2 separate regions of the Homo sapiens genome follow, and region 1 is linked to region 2. The links are chromatin contacts, found by Hi-C or POLR2A ChIA-PET in ENCODE. All regions are on one chromosome and are shown on one strand. Each heading gives the region's core, a stretch centred on a gene start or an enhancer-like site at or near the end of the contact. The rest is flanking DNA. Distances are from core to core; before and after follow the strand shown. Region 1 overlaps LOC105372643 (a long non-coding RNA gene). Region 2 has its middle 64 kb from the start of LINC00494.

What was found. Hi-C counts contacts between places; a loop is a spot of excess contacts on that map. ChIA-PET counts read pairs that join two places held with the same protein, here RNA polymerase II (POLR2A).
Region 1: a loop to region 2 is called in a map of Caco-2, with 5 times the contacts of the local background. The contact joins two enhancer-like sites. A Hi-C loop is called at or near these places in 1 of 168 maps with a recorded cell type or tissue (Caco-2). POLR2A ChIA-PET finds 5 or more read pairs at or near these places in 3 of 52 experiments (A549, Caco-2 and OCI-LY7).

Annotation. Positions count from the first base shown.
Region 1 is chr20:48,396,373-48,399,188 of GRCh38, forward strand. LOC105372643 (a long non-coding RNA gene) reads left to right here. Exons shown (of 3, transcript XR_936812.3): 3 at 1,497-2,816. Among named protein-coding and RNA genes, the nearest start is that of LINC00494, 38 kb to the left of the region's middle. Within about 2 kb of position 1,344, at least 2 of the 41 ENCODE cell types and tissues checked have a DNase peak (open chromatin) inside an H3K27ac peak, as active enhancers do.
Region 2 is chr20:48,294,333-48,297,032 of GRCh38, forward strand. No RefSeq gene overlaps it. Among named protein-coding and RNA genes, the nearest start is that of LINC00494, 64 kb to the right of the region's middle. RefSeq lists enhancers at 316-1,061, 1,062-1,805, 1,806-2,550. Within about 2 kb of position 1,364, at least 9 of the 41 ENCODE cell types and tissues checked have a DNase peak (open chromatin) inside an H3K27ac peak, as active enhancers do.

The DNA of each region.
Region 1 (2,816 bases), core at 94-2,593, 100 kb after region 2:
GAGGCAACTGCTCCTGGGAATTCAACAAGCAGCGACATGAAAAGTAAAATGAGGGAGAAGGGATCACTGTCAACCAAAGAGACACTAGAGACTTAACAACCAGATGCCATGTGGCCCTTGTTGAATCTTGATTGACAAAAAGCAACAGGAAAAAGACATTTGGGAGACAACTGGAGAAATTCGAACATGGACTGAATGTTAGACAATTATGGGGAATTATTTTTAATTTTGTTGGAGGTGATAAAGATATTGCAGCTATGTTAGAAAACATCCACGTGAGGTCTGGGGTTTGCCTTAAAATAAGTTGGCAGGAAGAAGGGAGAGAGCTCGAAGGAAGGAGCAAACCCTGATAACTGTGAGCCTGTGTGATGGGTGTATGGTGGTTCACAATGTTCTTCCGGTTGAGATATCCAGAGTAATTCTTTAATTGTATTCAGTTTATTTTTCAAGATTGCAATTTCTTTGAGAAAGTGTTGCTGAATATTGCAAAAGGTAGCCCGGGGATTGCCATTGTGTCTTTTTTGCTACTGCCCATGTAGCCAGGTATGAACAGGGCATTTCGCATGGGCATGAGGCGGGGACTGTAAAATATTACTACCTGTTCAGGAGACATGGCTCCCTGCAACCCCCGGCCAAGTCCTGGATGCCAGGACGGGATTTCATGTGCACGCCATCTGAAGCTACCAGCTTGCTCACTACACAAGTCGACAGACTGATGTGACTGTATGCAGCGCTGAGCACAACAGCCGGGGCCTGTCACCCAGCTCACCAGCAGAGAGCCAGGGGTGTTTTCAAGCAGAAATAATGGGCCACTGTGGCTTTTTAAAGAGATATGATTTATCTCTGGGACCGCATCCAGGCTAGAGCTGCTGGAGGACAATGACAGGCTCCTGGGCCAGCGAGGAGGCTTTCACACCTTGGCTTGTCTGCAGACGGAGGACAGCTGGGGCTTCGCAGGCTGAGGCACCCAGGGGTTGTGGTGATCAGCAGGGGGCACAGAGAAGCAGCCAACTCTGCACCCTGAGGAGGGTGGAGATTTGGAGAATTTCTGTTGGATTTGAACCACACGACGGTTCCTTGGAGGAACCGGGAGTCCAGGTGGAATCTTTGCAGGCAGGGTCATGTGGTTTGGCCGCCTTCATTACTCAAAAGCAGGAATCTGTGTTTGGGAAGATGTGAATTACGTACTTTTGATTGAAAACAGCTGCACACCCACAAATCCCTTTAGCCAGTTAATTGGACCATGACAGGCACTCCAGATGTCTACCCACATGCCCTTTTCTTACCAACAAGACCCTGATGATCACGCGCTCCCTGGATGGTGCCCAGCTCTCTGGCTGCTCATCCTTGTGTGACACAGCTCTAGCCAGTGGTGGGGGGGTGCGGGAAGGAGGGGGTTGCAGAACAGGCGGCTACTAGGGATTCTGGGTAAGTGTGGCCTTCTATTTAAGCCCCTTCCTCCTCTCACCTCCTCCTTTCTCCTCTCCTGGCTGAAGGCAGACAGGAGGCCAAGAGCGGCAGCACCAGCAGCCACAGGAGGCCTCAAGGTGAAGGCACCAGCTGAGGATGGTGGCAGAAAGGCAGAAGAAGCCAGGCTCTGGGCGATATCCTGCGGCCCCAGACTTCCCCTGGACCCTCTGCCCCTGGACCTGAGAATCTGGAATAAGGCAACGTCCCCCCGGAGATGCCACCATGCCTGGGCTTCTGTTGCTTTGAGCTGAGCACAGCCCTGGGTGATGGAGAGAGACAGTAGTGGTCACCCTACCCAGCAACCACCTGCACAGGTATACATTCCAGGTCGGCTGAAGCACTCAAAGCTAAATCCAGAATTCACAAGCCTTCTTCCACACCAACCATCCTATTCCTTCAAGATTCTTTGGACATGTGGCTGGGAATCACCGGGGACCCATCCCCTTCCACCCAGGAATCTGTCTGCCTCCTGCTGCCTTTCATGGCACCCGGGCTAGGCCCAGACTTTGCTTCAAGAATGAAGCTGGCACCCATAGTAGGGAGAAGCCAGGCAGCAGGAGCAGGCACTTCCGAGCCTGCGATGGCAGGAGGGCCTCCCTGGGTCCCCAAGAGTGCAGGGATGCCCGAGTCTGCAGCCAGGGTTTGGGTGACTGCAGCTGTACCTGGAGGGGGCTGGGGGGCGGGTTGCAGGTGGTGAGGCTCCTGCCTGCTGCATGGAGCAGGAGGCCCGGGTCTGCAGCGACAGTTTGGGCAGCTGCAGCTGCACCTGGAAAGGCAGGGCTCCTGCCTGCTCCCAGCCCCCAAAGAGCACAGGGAGGCTCAGATCTGCAGCCATGACTTGGGCTGGTGCAACCCCTCACAGGAGGGTGGGGCTCCTGCGCGCTCTGTGGAGTGGGAAGCCCAGGCCTGCAGCCGTGGTATGAATGGCTGCAGCGGCACCTGGGGAGCTCCTGCCCCAGCTTGGAAGGGGCAGGGCTCCCACTTGTCCCCAGCTCCTGTCAACTCCATGGAGCGGTCAACCCCGGCTGCACCTCCCTGCTACAGCTGGTGTGATGGCAGTGGCAGGCCATCTGGAGAGGCTGCTGCCATCAGTTGAGGCTGAAACTTCATCGGCCCCTTGGGAAACCTCCAGCCTCCCAGAAACCAAGAGAACATTTCTGCCTGCTGAGTTTCCCACCACGACCATCCTCTGTGGGCCTTTCCCACCTCCACGTGGGGCCATTTCCTTCAGCCTAATTCACTGGGCTGTCAGGGAACTGCAGCTGGAGTTGGCTTTGCTCACTTCTGGCCAGGAGAACACATTCTGGTCTGTTTTAACACCTAAATGACACACGTATGCCCTGCGT
Region 2 (2,700 bases), core at 114-2,613:
AATTCATGACTCAGCCAAGCTTGGCATGGCTGCATGTGATGGGGTATGGTGGCCATCAGTGCTATTTGCTAAATATGTAAGGGCTTCCTTCCTGCCTTTTGGTAGAATTGCACTTCCCTGCCACCTTGCCGTTTGGTGCAGTCATGTGACTGGTGTTGTCTAAGACATGTGAGTGGAAGCAGCGTGTATCATTTTTGAGCCAATGTTCATTAAACCACTTTAGCTTCCACCTGTCATGGTGATTTTCTAGAAATGTGTCAAGATGAAGGCTGGGGCCCTGAGCAAATACAATGTGCAGACACCACTGTATTCACAGAAGGGAAACATAGCATTTGAGAGAATTAGCTGTTTCTTATTTTAAGCTGCTGAGATTTGGGGATCTTTTAACTGCCCATAAGCCATCCCAATTAACACACAGAGTCATTTACAAATCATTAAAGCCTCTGATGTTAAATCTGTGAATTGAAATGTTCTACAATGTGCAAATCACTTTGGTAACTTTTTTTTTTTTCATCTAGAAAAACTCAGTCCTTCGTCAGCTCTGAATTGTGGTGGTAAACTCCTGGGTTCTATCTGAAGTCAAATACCAAGGAGAAGGTGCAAGCTTCGCCTTCTGGAATAAATTCAGTGAACTGCCAAGCTTCCATTCTCTCTCCTTGGTACTTGACTTCAGACAGGACCCGGGAGTTTACCACCACGATGTTTCCTGCTGCCTGCTGTAGCCCTCTGAGCCCTGGGTCTGTGCTCACTATGCTGATCCTGGCGACCATGACCTCAGTGACATTTCTCAAAAATCCCATTTTCTGCTTTGACCTAGGGTCAGAGACACACTCAATAAGCAAGCCTGGTGTCCATCAAACGTTGCTTTAAATAAGAACATAAACTTAAAGGTCTTTACAAGAGAAATGGCATGTGCAGCTAATGGAGACCAGAGAAAGAGTTATTAGTCCAGGAAATCAGGAAAACTGATTAGCAAGACGAAAGGACATGGCCTGAAATCCAACTAAGCAGTGACAGATGCAGATATTATTCTGCAGGTGTTAGTTCATCCTGCTTAAATAGCAAGGCCTGAAGGCTGGTGGGATCCTTCACTCCTTTACGTTGACAACAACAACAAAAAAACACCAAAACTCAAATTTAGATAATCATCAATTGCAGAACAATTAAAAATTATCTTTGTAACCAGAAAACTATTTTTCTCTCCCTGCATGTAATTGTCTGCCCTTTGTCTGAGGCCTTAACAGATCAGAGGTCAAGCATTCTTAAGCTTTGAGTGGAACCAGAGCACTCAATCCAGCATCAAAGTCCTGAATGAGGTCGGCTCCTCCTGGAAAATTTTTGAAAGTACACGTCATCGCATTCCGATGATTCTGGCCTTAAATTTTCCTTCCATTTCTTAGCTGAAGGCCTAATTGAAAACAGCCAAAGCTAGTTGGGTGCTCTGTCTTAAAGGTAAAGAAGGACACCTTCAGGAGAAAGGAGGGAAGAGAGCTGATAGCTTGATGACTCTTCTTGCTGAACCAGCTGAATCTAAGGACTGAGTAGTAACCGGCCACACAGTATAATTTTAGGGACCCTCTAAGTACCACTGGACTGCTGTGTGCCTTCAATACTACCATTATTGCTCCTTTCAGGTGAAGGCACTGAATACTCCTTTTAAAGTAAAAACATCATATAATTGGAAGATTTAATCAGTCAGCACTCTTGGTTGCATGCAACAGAAAACGAGTTAAATAGCTTTAAATGAAAGAATTTTATTACATCAGGTGACTAAAATGTGCCAGGAATGCCTTGTTCGTTGCAGGCACAGCTGGATCTAGAGGCTGCAATGATGTCATCAGGTCCGGACGAGTGTCTCCTGGCCTCTTGGCTCTTCTTTTTCCCTCTCAGGACCATTCTTAGAGAGTATCTCCTGTCATGGCTGAGGACAGATTCAGCCCGGCAGAAAAGAGCCTCTGCTGCTCTCAGAAGCCACAATAAAAGGCCTGTTGCATCTCATTGGCCCCAAGTGTGTCACATGCACCCAGGCACTGGAACATTCATGGCAGCTTTGTTTGTCTGTGATCATGAAAAACACAGAGCCAGCCCGGATGTCCACCAGCTGGAGCTCATGGCGTGGAGTACTCTACAGAGGTTAAAATAAACTGGAAAAGTGGTCATACATGAAAATGCAGTGAAAGTGAAATACACGAGCATAGTAAACCTAAAGTTCAGGTGTGATTCTCAGAGGGAGGGAGGCAAACATGATGGTGGAGAGTTACACTAGAAGCTTCCACTGTGCTTGTAAAGTTTGATATCCTTTGTGAAATGGTTTGTTGCAGAATAGTTTTCTATGCACCTAAAATGCTTTTGAAAATTCAAGCCACAAATACCCAACCCACACTCAGCGTATCATCTTTGCCCTGAAATGATGTCTGTCCCACGTGAGTCTGTGCATCTTGTTAGATAACCTCAGAAACATGAGAACACTCGACTCGTTCTCCTTAGCAGCAGGCTCCTGCTAGCTCCGTTCTCCTGGATCCCTTTGGATTTGTCTTGCTGGGTTGTTGGGGAGTGGAGACGCCCTCCTCCCTGAAGCGTTTCCTCACATGGTGATTTGTCTATTGTGCATCAGTCAGGATCCCGGGAGGACCTGCAGGTGCAGCCACCTCCCCACAGGGACAGAACCAGATCCAGCTGCCGAGAACCAGGAGACCCAAT